Regions from separate parts of the Homo sapiens genome. Here region 1 is linked to region 2. The links are chromatin contacts, found by Hi-C or POLR2A ChIA-PET in ENCODE. All regions are on one chromosome and are shown on one strand. The core of a region is the stretch at or near the end of the contact, and the rest is flanking DNA. Distances in the headings are between cores, read along the strand shown. Region 1 overlaps RBFOX2 (RNA binding fox-1 homolog 2). Region 2 overlaps RBFOX2 (RNA binding fox-1 homolog 2).

The links. Hi-C counts contacts between places; a loop is a spot of excess contacts on that map. ChIA-PET counts read pairs that join two places held with the same protein, here RNA polymerase II (POLR2A). Pooled maps may share reads with other maps.
Region 1: a map of mammary epithelial cell shows a loop between it and region 2 (4-fold over the local background). The contact joins two enhancer-like sites. A Hi-C loop is called at or near these places in 23 of 168 maps with a recorded cell type or tissue (A673, Calu3, G401 and 17 more) and 7 of 50 pooled maps. POLR2A ChIA-PET finds 5 or more read pairs at or near these places in 11 of 52 experiments (AG04449, BJ, IMR-90 and 8 more).

The regions. Positions count from the first base shown.
Region 1 is chr22:35,831,946-35,838,668 of GRCh38, forward strand. All of the region lies in intron 2 of RBFOX2 (RNA binding fox-1 homolog 2), which reads right to left. It also overlaps the pseudogene RPL41P3. Among named protein-coding and RNA genes, the nearest start is that of APOL5, 120 kb to the left of the region's middle. Within about 2 kb of position 4,071, at least 27 of the 41 ENCODE cell types and tissues checked have a DNase peak (open chromatin) inside an H3K27ac peak, as active enhancers do; they include PC-3, PC-9 and mammary epithelial cell, where a contact is called at or near this core.
Region 2 is chr22:35,782,144-35,788,987 of GRCh38, forward strand. All of the region lies in intron 3 of RBFOX2 (RNA binding fox-1 homolog 2), which reads right to left. Among named protein-coding and RNA genes, the nearest start is that of APOL5, 68 kb to the left of the region's middle. Within about 2 kb of position 2,193, at least 3 of the 41 ENCODE cell types and tissues checked have a DNase peak (open chromatin) inside an H3K27ac peak, as active enhancers do; they include PC-3, PC-9 and mammary epithelial cell, where a contact is called at or near this core.

The sequences.
Region 1 (6,723 bases), core at 2,821-5,320, 52 kb after region 2:
GCTGAGGGCATGCTTTATAGTGGAGAGAAAAACAATATTCTATTTATTCTTTTTAGGAGTTCAAGGTAATATCCCTTCATTTTTGAAATTATAAATTGCCAACAACACTACATGTTCAATGAGCTATACAAACTGACTAAAGCCAGTTGTATGCGATGGCTCACGCCAGTAATCCCAGCACTTTGGGAGGTCGAGGCAGGTGTATCACCTGAGGTCAGGAGTTCAAGACCAGTCTGGCCAACATGGTGAAACCCTGTCTCTACCAAAAAGTACAAAAATTAACTGGGCATGGTGACGCACACCTGTAGTCCCAGCTACTTGGGAGGCTGAGGCAGGATAATCACTTGAACCCAGGAGGCGGAGGTTGCAGTGAGCCGAGATCACACCACTACATTCCAACCTGGGCGAAAGAGTGAGACCCTGTCTCAAAAACAACAAAAAAGAAACTGACTAAAGCCAAACATGTTATCATAAAACAAAACTTATAACAAAGATATGATACTTAATACTCATAACTGTAGAATGTTTAGCAAATGCTGGGAAGGAGGCAGGGGATGGAGAGAGGTTGGTTACTGGGTACAAAAACACAGAAGAAATAAGTTCTTGGCCAGGTGCAGTGGCTCGCACCTGTAATCCAAGCACTCTGGGATGCAGAGGCAGGCAGATCACTTGAGGTCAGAATTTCGAGAGCAGCCTGGCCAACATGGTGAAACCCTGTCTCTACTAAAATTACAAAATTAGCCAGGTGTGGTGGCATGCACCCGTAGTCCTACCTACTTGGGAGGCTGAGGCAGGAGAATCACTTGAACCCAGGAGGCGCAGATTGCAGTGAGCCAAGATCTGAGCCAAGACTGCACCACTGTACTCCAGCCTGGGCAACATAGTGAGATTCAGTCTCCAAAACAAAGAAGAAGAAGAAGTTCTAATATTCAACAGCACAGTGACTATAGTTAACAATAATTTATTGTGTATTTCAAAATAGCTAGAAGGGGAGATTTGAAATGTTCTCTATACAAAGAAATGATAAATATTTGAGGTCATGGGTATCCTAATTACTGATTTGATCATTACACATTATACGCATGTATCAAAATATCATATGTACCCCATAAATATGTATAATTATGCATCAATAAAACTTAAAAAGTAATCATAATTGATATTTTTACTTAGTGATTAGACATAAATGACAAATCATTCATATAAATTAATGCAACTAGTCCAGGACAGTCAGTAAACATTCTGGAAACCGTATGTTTTCATATCTATGAGGAGTAATTCAAGGAAGTAGGAAAAATAAGCAAGGCAACAGAAGATTAAAGGGAACGTTCAGCAGTATCTTCAAATATTTGGTTTTTATGTAGAAGACATGAAACCACTCAATGCAACTCCAGATGAGAAAATGAGAAGGAGTGAGAAGACAATCATGAAAACAGATTTCAGCTCATAAAGAAAACTTTTCTACTTATCATGGCCAACAATGGAACTATTTATCTTATGAGGTTCACAGAATAATGGAAGAGCATGCGAATTTGGGACTAAATAGATCTCCAGTTTGAAACCTATCTCTCTCTGTTTCCAGGCTGCCTGATCTTTAGAATCTCAAAGTCTCCTGCAAAAAATGGGAAAAACCTCACCTATCTCAAAGATGATTGACAAGTGATACATAATATGAATAATTATGTTTGTAAATGTGCTATGTATGTAAAATTGACTGGCACAAAGTAGGTATAAAAAAACAAAAACATTTTTATAATGGTCATTATTAGTGGTGGTTAAGAACAGAAATGCTGGAGCCAAACTCCTTGGGTTTCCTAATTTCTACAACATGGACATTAATAGTACTGCTGAGTAAGTATATAAGGCTGCTGAGTGGAATAAATGCTCTAAAATATGTAAAGCACTTAAGACAATGCTTAATGCACAGTATGTGCTCTGCATTATTATTTAGTATTATTAGATAATATTAATATTTTTATCATAGAATAATGTATACTTTATTACATATTATAAGAATGAAGTAATCTTATTCAACAATGAATTCCATTACTGCAAGTGTTTTATCAAAGTCTTAAGTCAGGGATGGAAATTTCAGAAATGAATCAGAGTCTCAACTAAATTAATTTATTCACACATTCAACAAATATTTACTGAATACCCAATACCTACAAGGGGCATTAGAGTACAGTGGTTAAGAATATCAATTTCTAAGCCAGTCTGTCTGGATATCATTCCCCACAACATCTCTTAGTAGCTGTCTGAACTTGGGCAAGTTACTTAACCGTCATATGCCTAGTTTCCTCTTTTGTACAATGGAGATAACACAGAGCTGCTGAGAGGATTCAATGAGTTAATGAGGGTAAAGTGCTTAGAACGGTATCTGATATTAATGCATCATAAGCATATATAAAGATTAGCTATTTTTATTATGACTATGTGCCAGGCACTGTTCTACACACTGGGAATACAACAGACTGCTGACGAGGATCCTGATCTCAGGGAGCTTCTGTTTGGGGTCGGGGAGGAGACAGACAACAAACAAACATATAACAATCAACGGTAAGAACTAAAATCAGTGACAAGTGAAGACAAAGCAGAATGAAGGTAGGAGTGATGAGGGAGTGCTGGTTTAGCTAGGAAAGTTAAGGGAGAGGTCGCCCTTGAGAAGAAATATTCAAGAGTAGAACAAACCATATGGGTACCAGTGGGAAGACATTTTGGGCAGGGAGAAAAGCAGAAGGGTCCTGAGCAGGAGGGTCTTAGGCATGTTAAGAGAACAGCAAAGAGGCCAGTGTCATTAGAATGAAATACAGAAAGAAAAGGATGGCAGGAGATGAGACTAGAGAGACAGCCAGGTTCCTGATCATGCAGGGTCACAGGATTTTATTCAGAGACTGAAGGGGAGCAACTGTAAGGTATAAGCACAGGAATGACAAAATCAGACTTGCATTTTAAATGATTCACTCTGGCAATGACCTCTAATGAATTAGTTTCCTGAATTTAATCATTCTAATAGTAATAGAGAAACATTTAAGAGTCTGGGGAATAGACACAATACATTGTGATGGCAGAATGCAGCATTTCTCACTGCCTAGAAGAGGTTGAACACTGGAGCCCACTAAGAAAGGTGCTACAATCAAAAGAGCAAAGTATTTACTGCAGGGGAGCCTTGTATTTGTGCCTGGCAAATTTCACATACAAAATGTTGGGAGGAAATGTTCAAAAAAGATTTGACAGTGGTTTGGAAATGTTGAAAAAAAAGAGTGAGGAATTATGACTTCGGAAGGGAACATGTGGGATACCAATAATGTCAGATCCCGGAGAGGAATGGTATACCAGAAGGAGACCAGGGTGGGTAAGGGGGGGCTGTATCACCTAGTATGACTGGTTCCCAGAAACTATCTGTCTACCATAAACAGATGTCCAAGAAACAACCCCTAGGTAAGGAATTACATGATGAAAAGTTCAAATTTGAGAGAGATAAAATTGTTTACATATGGCAATCTGTGTAGATCAGAGTTTGGAATTTCTCAGGGGAGAACAGAAAACTGGAGGAACAAAACCAGGAATTTGAGCTTATGCCTTATCACTGAGAGGAATGAGGAATGTCATTACTGTTCAATATGAAGATGTCTCCTGTAGCAATACAAATTTAAGTAATAGGTTGTCAAATATTAAGCTTACCTAGACTCAATTGCAAAGCTAAGGAGAAAGATAAAGGAAAAAATAGAGAAGGGGGCCAAAAAAGAAAGAGAAAAGTGTGTGTGATTAGGGGGTGACTAAGACGGAAAAAACAATTTAATGAGTCAAGATTGCTCGGATTTCATCATAGCTTCATTTATGAAATTCTGTTTATCTTTTCAAGAAAGCTAAGTAATTTTTAGAAAAGCAATACTTTTCAAGAGACAATCTTGGCCTCAGCGAAGAAATGATTATAACTGAAGATATGGAGCAATGTAGAAGAATTCAGAAAGAAACCAAATCTCTGGAAAAAGTGAGGCTTTTTTTTTTCATTGTAAAGGAACATAAATTCAGTCTCCAACCCACAATCCCCGCCTATCCTCCAACTCCCCAAATCCTGCAAAGCCCATAGAAAGTGGAAAGTGTGCCAAAACAAACAGTGTGGCTGCAGCTCCGTGGATGAAGGGTGGGATAAGGTTCGAGTGGCAAGGGAGCATGACTGGCAGGCAACCGAATGGAATCACTTTAAAGCAGTGCCACAAAATGGAGACTAAATGCTGAGAGGACCTCCAGAATTCAAAGAAAATGGGATATGCTTAGCAAAATCACAGAATAGATTCTCTACTCCAACTCCTTTCAAAAACCAGACAAACAAAAACAGGAAAAGAGAAAATGAAACAAAGCAAAACATACCTGCTCTCTTATCTGTCTTTAATTAAAGCATAAAATACCCTCCCTCTTCTCTTCTCCCAACCACCCAGGAACAGAAGAGCGAACTGGCAGCAGCTCAGGTGAAAGACTTCAGCCTTCCAGCTACAAAGAGGGGAGATAGCAGACAATGGAACTGGTGATTCATTACAAAAGAATACACTCCAGAGCGGCCTGCTGCCACATGGACTCACTGCACTATTTAAAGGAACAGCAACCCCCTTTCCAACCTCCCTTATTCCTAACACCTTCCCTCCTCTTGGTCCTGATGGAAAACAGATTTTGAAGAAAATGCCAGCAAAGCACTGAGCTGTCCAAGAAAGGGAGGGCTTTGTGTTCCACAGAAACTGGCAGTCTTATACCATAGTAGAGTACAAAAATTTTCTTTCACATCCATACTGTAAAATCTTTTCCTCTCTGCCTAGTACACTTTCCCTTTCAACAATAGATAGTATAACTGAATTTGAGTTTGGCTAAACATTTATTTTTTACTAATTAGTGTTGAAGTCATTTGCAATTTTGTTTTTCGAATTTTACACATAGTACAAGAATGATTTATCTTTCCTTCATATTCCATATTGCTATTTTCATAAATATGAGATGCAATAATCTGGTCTATATGCCCAAAAAATAAGAGATCTCAGTGAAATACTCCTACAACATACACATGAACAGCCGATAAAATTAACGTTTTAAGTATCACATAAGCATGTCTATCGGCTATATTAGAATTTTGTGATTAAATTGCCATTTGCTTTTTAGCAGAGCACTGATTACTTACTATAAATGACAGAGTAGTTTGATAATTAAAACAAAAACAGGCCCTATAAAAGTAGAGCATATGTAATAATAAAGCGCATACACTGTGCAAATACTGACAAGGATCTAATATGGTATGATGAAAAAGTCATTCACTGAAAGCCCTTTTCCAACAGCTGAGCAATGGAAACTGGGGACTACAGAGATGGTATCATCTGAAGATGCAAAGAACCTAAGTAGCAAAACAGTGAAAACACATCCATACATCGCTCTTACATTGTAATAAACCGTTTAACTTTGAAAACCCAGGCCTAACCACCAGTATAGACATTCTATATTGAGAAAGCTTATGTGACAGGTCATTATCAAATGTTGGGATTGGATGTCTGGCTCAAACACACACACACACACATGTGCACACACACACACACACGCAGGCACAACACAACACAACCACAGGACAAATGAAAGACTTGGCCCAGCTGGTTATTTCCTTTGATTGTTTTCCCCCTAGATTACTAACAACTATGTACATTACATTAACACAGAAAGTATATACAACAAAACAAATACGCTGGAATACTGAAAATTCACAAATTTGATATTCTATCCTTGCCAGTTGTATAATTTCAGGATGGGCAAAAACTCATAACTTTTCTTCAATATTTAGCACATCCTGATAAAACAGGTGATTTTATTATTAGAATTATTAAGCACCCCAGAATCTCTCTTTCCAGTTTCCATTTATTTCTTCTACTTCATTCCTAAACTTATGGCTTCTTTAAATACTAATTATTACGACCACAATATTAAGTGTGCATAAGCATGTGCACTCTAACTTAATGGTCACACACACTACACTTACCAGCTCCTCTAGAAACTAAGGGGAAATGTTCCAAGAGGCAATAGAAAACTCATCATAAAAATTTCCATTTTAGATCATTCTTTCACTAGTTTAAAAAATAAATAATGAAAAGTCAAGTCATTGAAAAGCCTTCAGTAATTGCTAAGCAAGAAGAGAGCTGTTACCCTCTAATATTGCCAGTTAATAAAAATTGAATGAGGGCTCTAAGGTTAAGCAAGTATCATCTCCCAAGCAAAAAGAGAATCCAGAAACAGGATTTATCTTTTATGTAAATTTTTTTTAAAAAATAAAGCAGTATTTCTTTTCTTTTTTTTTTTTTAATTCTTCAGCTAAAACAGCGGAAGAGGTGATTTATTATATGGTTGTTACACTCGGCCACAAATAAACACAGAAATAGTCCAGAATGTCACAGGTCCAGGGCAGAGGACCAACATGGGCATTTTGTTTATGAGCAAGGTGGGTCTCAGAGGTGATCGGCGATCAGAGGGCGATGAAGTTCTAGATCCATTGAGACAAGTTCTAGACAGTAGCATGCAGTCCCACAACTTGTACCAGCATCCCCAGCGTCTGGCATTCCATGTTTCTGCTCCTGTGGCCTCCACGGTGCAACAAGCTAGCGGTTTACTTGGACCTCTGCCTCATCTTTCTTCTTTTGCGCTTCAGCCTGCGCATTCGCTTCTTCCTCCACTTGGCTCTCATGGCACAGAGGT
Region 2 (6,844 bases), core at 943-3,442:
CTTAGTTATGGAGGTCACTTCATTTTTTGGTCTATGATCTCAGGCTCTCTCAAGGAAATGAAATAAGGAAATATTTTTATATTTCATTCCCTCTATTAGCTCTAGAGTTACTACTACTATGTTGCCAAAGTATTATAATGATATTATTTATGAAGAGGAAAGACCTAGCAACAACTGAAGAAGCTTCTTTTTTTTGGAGACAGAGTCTCGCTCTGTCGCCCAGGCTCGAGTGCAGTGGTGCAATCTCGGGTCACTGCAAGCTCCACTTCCCGGGTTCACGCCATTCTCCTGCCTCAGCCTCCCGAGTAGCTGGGACGATAGGTGCCTGCCACCACGCCCGTCTAATTTTTTGTATTTTTGGTAGAGACGGGGTTTCACCCTGTTAGCTAGGATGGTCTTGATCTCCTGACCTTGTGATCCGCCCGCCTTGGCCTTCCAAAGTGTTGGGATTACAGGCGTGAGCCACCGTGCCTGGCCAAGAAGCTTCTTACTCTGAAACAAATCTGTACTCTCCTCCCTAACTTATGCAATTCCAGCTAACTTTAGTACAGGGGAACCCAACCTTCTGCAGCCCAGAGCAAACTGCATTGAGAGAATCTAACTGTTGGAAAAGGCTTTAGAGACCCTGACTCATCTGCTAATTAGCATAAAAATGCAAGATTTGCACATACCCACAGTTAAAGAGTATAAATGAGTGTGGGTATGCATTTATTTATTTATTTATTTTTTAATTTTTTACTTTTTGCACTCATTTTAATGGGTTGTGCATGGTAACCCAATACGCTCACACATGCACACAAGAATCACATGCAGAAATCAAAGTTTCAAGACAGGACAGCTACTGTATGTGCCTGCACTCTGTTATTTTCTAGTTTGTTTTCCTTTTTCTTAACTACCATAACCCGGTAAATTGAATTTACAACCCACTAAGAGGTCACAGCCTGAGGACCGGAAAACAGTGAACTAAACAACCTCTTTGAGCACTCTGGTGCTTCCAGAAAACCACGTTTTTGCTGCAGCATCCTCAGCACCATTCCACAAGGAGGGAGGCAACTCATCCCATGTTCCCATGTTACACAGGAGGAGACAGAACAGGGAGCTCTCCGTGGGCCACCCCATTAAGCCAGTCGGAGCACCTGGACTCAGATCTCCCAAACTTCATCTGATTTCCACTCAATCACGCTGCCTTTCCACGTGGCTTTTAAAATCATTGCTAAGCCTTGTTTCCATGATGCCACACTCAAGTTTTAAGTGAAAATATATTACAAAATAAAAACTTTTTTTTGAAACTATACTGCTGCAGAAAAAGCACACGCCAAGAGTCTGCATTTTGGGTGTGGTGGGTGGGAAAAACCTACAACATGAGGTCTACAGGGTAGCTGCTTTTCAAAAGCGAGTTTGGGGGGGCACAGCGTGGAGGGGGTGACCACTAGAATGGTCATTGAACAGTCATTTGCTGTTCTCCAATCAGGAAACTCCAGCAGCTGCAGAGAACATCCGGAATCAGAAGTGAACACCTGAATAATGACCTTCCGGGCCATAAAGATGGTCTTCTGATGAGAAAGCCAGGGCCCCCAGACACCACGTGTCCTGCATGGAATCACTGATTGGCCAATAGCAGGGCCCACAAGGAAGCCTGGAACTTTCAAGGACGGCCCCACACTACTCTAAAAATGTTTCCACCACCAATACCCGCTTGAATGGGCCCATGCCTGTAAGGAAGGCACTATCAACTCACACCAATTCCAAAGGAAGAAATCCAGGCTCAGGGGCTTCCCAGTGAAGACAGGCACACCCCCCTGAAAACCACACCCTAGACTACAATGCATGGTCCTCTGCTGGACAGACCCCGTGGCCCGTCCTCAGGATGCCAGAACAGGCTGCTCAGTGACATGCGCTGAAGCGGGCAGGGACGGGCACTGGGAGATCCTGCCTGTGCAGAAAAAGTCCTCCCAGGAAGCAAACCACATTTCCAATCTGGTGAATCACGCTCAGTAAAATAAAATCCAGGCCAATCAGCTATGCCTTCAACTCAAAAGAATCTGAAGAGTACATAAGTTAGTTACACATTGTCACCAAAGCAGTTAGGGAGAGCTTCTGATATGCTGAAAACCAAGGGAAAGGGGATGGAGATGAACAAAAATGATCTCATTAGGCCAGAGGCAGGCGAAGTCACACCACTTCTGGAAAAGTGTAACAATAAGGCAAGAACTCAGGTTCCCACGGAGAGGCACATGGGCTGAGGGTGACTGGGTGCCTGCAGGCAAATTCCTTAACCTCCCTGCCCTCCTGGCACCTCATGCCCGACATAGCCTCTGGTATTGGGAGTGGTGCGGTATCAGACAGCTGCTCTCCTTCAGGCCAGCCTTTGCTGTCCACGCAGGGAGGCAGGCAGGCAGTCAGGCAGTCATTCAGGTAGAAGACTTTCTAAGGCTTCCACTGCCCAAGGGCTGCATGGGCATCCTTCAATGAAGACAGATGCTTGGTGGTCACTATCCCCATTCTTCTTCAATCTCATCCTCCTTGTGGTTTTAGAAGCCGCGGACCAAGTCCTGCAGGTTCTTGTCGAACATGCAGTCGATGATGCCCTTCACCATCTTGAGGGCCATGGTGGTGGCCCATGGGCTTTTGCCCCGGGAGGCCCGCAGCTGGTTGCCGTGAGAGGGCCCGGGGGCCGCGACCACCGCCGGCAGATTGCTGCGTTGCCGGCCGCTGCGGTGGGGCAGGCTCCTAGGCCAGGGCGGTGGCAGGGTTTGAGGACCGTGACAGAGGTGGCGACCCACTCCACAGAGGGCGCGATCCCACTCCAGGCCTCTTGCAAAGGGTGGACATGCATTTATTTATTTTTATTTTATTATTATTTTTTTCAATTGAGACAGTGTCTCACTCTGTCCCCCAGGCTGAAGTATAATAGCGAGATCAAAACTCACTGCAGCCTCAACCTCCTGGGTTCAAGTGATCCTCCCACCTCAGCCTCCCGAATGGCTGGCACTACAGGTACGCACCATCACACCCGGCTGAATATGCATTTTTAATCATGAATCTCTTTTGCAACATCCCAGCATGCATTTATCTAATTATTTTTTTCACTAAATCCTCAAAAAAGTTATGTTGAGAAAATTTTTGATAAGTATCTAACAGGTGTGACACATTCTAGGCATGCAATTTTGAAGTATTCATCTGGCAATCGAAGAGCCTTGTGTTTTTACTATTCCCTATGAAGTGCATGCCAAACCCGATGGCTTGCTGAGCTGATTAAACCAACATACTTTTAAAACAGGAGTGGAACTTGCTGTTCTTATTCTCTCAAATGAGATAGAAGTGAGTCCCCAACAGATTCTTCTAGGTGACAGGATGCATCCCCTCCCTTTGACTTTCAGGCTAAAAGAAGCTGTGAATCAGAGATACTTCTGGCTCAGAGATGTTGGCAACCATCTTGAAATGAAGTTTGAAACTTTAAAATATAAAGGATAATCAGGAATAAACTCCAAATGAATAACAGCTTTTCAAGTGTCAATTTAAGTGATGGCAGCTTTTTATCTCATTCCATTCAGGCCTTGCAGATGGCTTAAATGTGCAATGATTCATGTGATATAAAAATAGCAGAAAAGGGAAGAGCTATGAAGCAATGTTCTGTGAAAGTGTACGGTTTTCAATTATCAGTCTTGGCACAATGCAGACTAAGTAACACAAATCCCATTTAAAGATGAAACTCACTAAGTTACTAAAACAGCATCAAGCAAACCAACACGCAGTCAAAGCAACAAGCATCAATTACAACTAATGCTCATTCAAGCACCTTCAAACTTGCCTCTTAACATCTCACAGTTGGATCACATGAAACTTTATCTTCAATCAAACTTTAAAACCACCAGATCTGGTCTGCAAGATGACAATGTATCACTCTGAGGAAAGTTAAAAAGACTGATTCCACAAACTCCAAATTACACTTTTACATATAACTTTATATGTAGCCCATGTAATCTGTCACAGTGTATGTGAAGTGGCAGGATAAATGAAAACTAATGATTACTTCAAAGTATGTTGCCCAAGGTGCTTATCTGTAGCTCTTCATAGTTCTTTGCTTCTCTGAAGACACAATTTAAGATCAGAAGCAAGACTGGTTAATTTTGCAGCTTGTAGTGAACACCCGTCCCCCTTGTTTTTAAGTATGAAATCTTTAATTCTAAGTCGATCTGCCATGTAGAAAAAAGTGACCTATCATTTCCTAAATTCTCAAGACTTCTGATCTAATGCAATTTTTAAATTGAAGTTTAACATACATAGATAAAAATACATAAATTATAAGCATAGAGCTGAATATTCACAATGAAACGTACACCCATGTAACCACCAAATTAGATCAAGAAACAAGATACCAGAAGCACCCTGGGGGGCCCCCACCAGTCACGGTTCCCCTGGCAAAGGGTCACGAGGATCCTGACTTCTAACTCTAGGCCTCCCAAAGTGCTGGGATTACAGGCGTGAGCCACAGCGCCTGGCCTGGAGTGCATGTTCTTAGCCATTATATTGTACTTTACATATATTATTTTCTTTAACCCTCACAATAACTCTGTGAAACAGGTACTACCATTATCTCCAACTGACAGAGGAAGATGCTAAGTGCAGAGATGTTCAGTTAGTTGTCCAAGGTCACACAGTAAGCAGCAGACTAGGAATTCAAAACTAGGCAGCCCAATTTCATATGTGAAATCACTTCCTTTCTAGCACTGTACCCATCCTCTCTTCTTCTCATTAGAAACGAGAACCCATACGAACCCCACCCCTCTCTTACCTTCTTAGGACTCTCATCTCATGCAGCAAGAGTCTCCGGGAGTGGAGACAGGCATGGGTAAGAGACACGGAAGGCTACACTAGAGGTGACATGGGTTCTATACCTTTTTAAATTTTTTTGAGTAAGGGTCTCCCTCTGTCGCCCAGGCTGGAGTGCAGTGTGGCAATCTCAGCTCGCTGCAACCTCCACCTTCTGGGTTCAACTGATCCTCCTGCCTTAGCCTCCCAAATAGCTGGGACTACAGGTGCGAGCCACTACACATGACTAATTTTTATATTTTTTGTAGAAATGGGGTTTTGCCATGTTGCCAGGCTGGTTTGAACTCCTGAGCTCAAGCGATCTGCCTGCCTCAGCCTCCCAAAGTGCTAGAATTATAGGCATGAGCCACTGTGCCTGGCTAGGTTCTATACCTTGAGGAAAGAGAAATAGGTCAGGCTATGCAGAGAAAGGGAAAGGAAAGGGAGAGAAAAGAAAACCAGCAAAGGGATGCTGACATTTAATTAGGAAAAAAGCCAAAGAACTACTAAACTGATACAGGGACTTAAAAGTGGTTTTCTGTACAGAGTAGAAATAGGAATAGAAAATATTGGTCATACTATATTAACGTACTTAAATGAGATCTTATCTCACAACTGGGACATTCTCACTTTAAATTTATCCCAATACAGACTACTAATTGCTGAAATATATAAATCAGAGAGAAAAAGGGAAATAAAAGTTTTTAAGTCTTATCTTTGTGAAAAGTGGACAGTTAAAATTGATCTAAGAAAAATCTCAGTCTACAACAGCACTGGTCTGCATTATTTTCTCTTGCTAGCTGCTGAGCACCTTTACTGACCATATAAACAACTTTCCAAGGTTGTGGTTTTCCCTTTTGTGGTCATTATCCGACCTAACGTATCCACTGGGCAAGGCATAAAACAGAAGAGGCTGGATGGAGTCCGTTCACCGACAGTTTAGAGTGAGGACTAGCGGCAGTGCTGGCCTGATGCAATCATATGGCTAAAACCTATACATCTACCCTTCAAACAACTCATCTTCCCTGGTGCAGCTGAGCTAGCCATCAACACTGCACAGGAGGTCGGCACCAATTACACTTAATAGCAAACTAGAATTTTAAGTCTCAGAATCTCATCCTAGAAATGAGGACTACAAATGTTTTCTTTTTTTGATGACTTCAAATTTTTAAAATACTTCTAACTAGGAAATTGATTGATTTTTCTGACTCTTCTATGATACAATGGAAATATTTTAACTATACATTGTCAACAAATGTTCTGTCATAATCTAAAGGGAATTCTGAGTGACACAAGATTAAGTATAACTTTCCAAGTCTATCAGATTAAGATTAAACACATACGACTCTGATATAGATACTAAGGAATCTCTTAATGAATTCAGAAATATTTTGATTTATGGATTATCCACTTTCTTCAATATTTATTTTTCCTCTTCCCCCCCGTCCCCCAATAGAAGTCTTCATTTCTTATTTTCATCTCTTTGAGGCTAACAGAGAAAAAAAGCAAAATAGGAAATTCAGTTTAGCACAGTAAATTTTTTGAGAATCTGATTCATGGCTGAAAATATCTATTTAACCATCCCAGTTTAATGATAGTTTGGCTGGTCACAGAATTATAGGTTGGAAAAAAAAATCCCTTCAGAATTTTGAAGATAACTCTCAATTGTCTTCTAGCTTTTAGCCTTGCTGCTGAGAAATCTGAAGGCATGATTCCCATCTCCTTGTATGTGACTTTTTTCTTCTCTCTTGCAGCTTGTAGGACTATCCAAATACACCTGATGTTCTAAAACAGTGTCCATAGTTATATGCCTCAGTGTGGACTTGTTTCATTTTCACCTACTTTGTGGAGAATTCTGTGGTCTCTTTCAAGATGAAAATTAATGTCCTCAGTCCTGGAAGTTTTCTTGTGTTATCGGGTGATGATTCTCACGCTACACATTTTCTTTCGGGAAGCTGTATTATTGGATCTTCTGGACCGGTCCTCTAATTTTCACATCTCTTCTCTTGTATTTCCCATCTCTGCCTTTTTG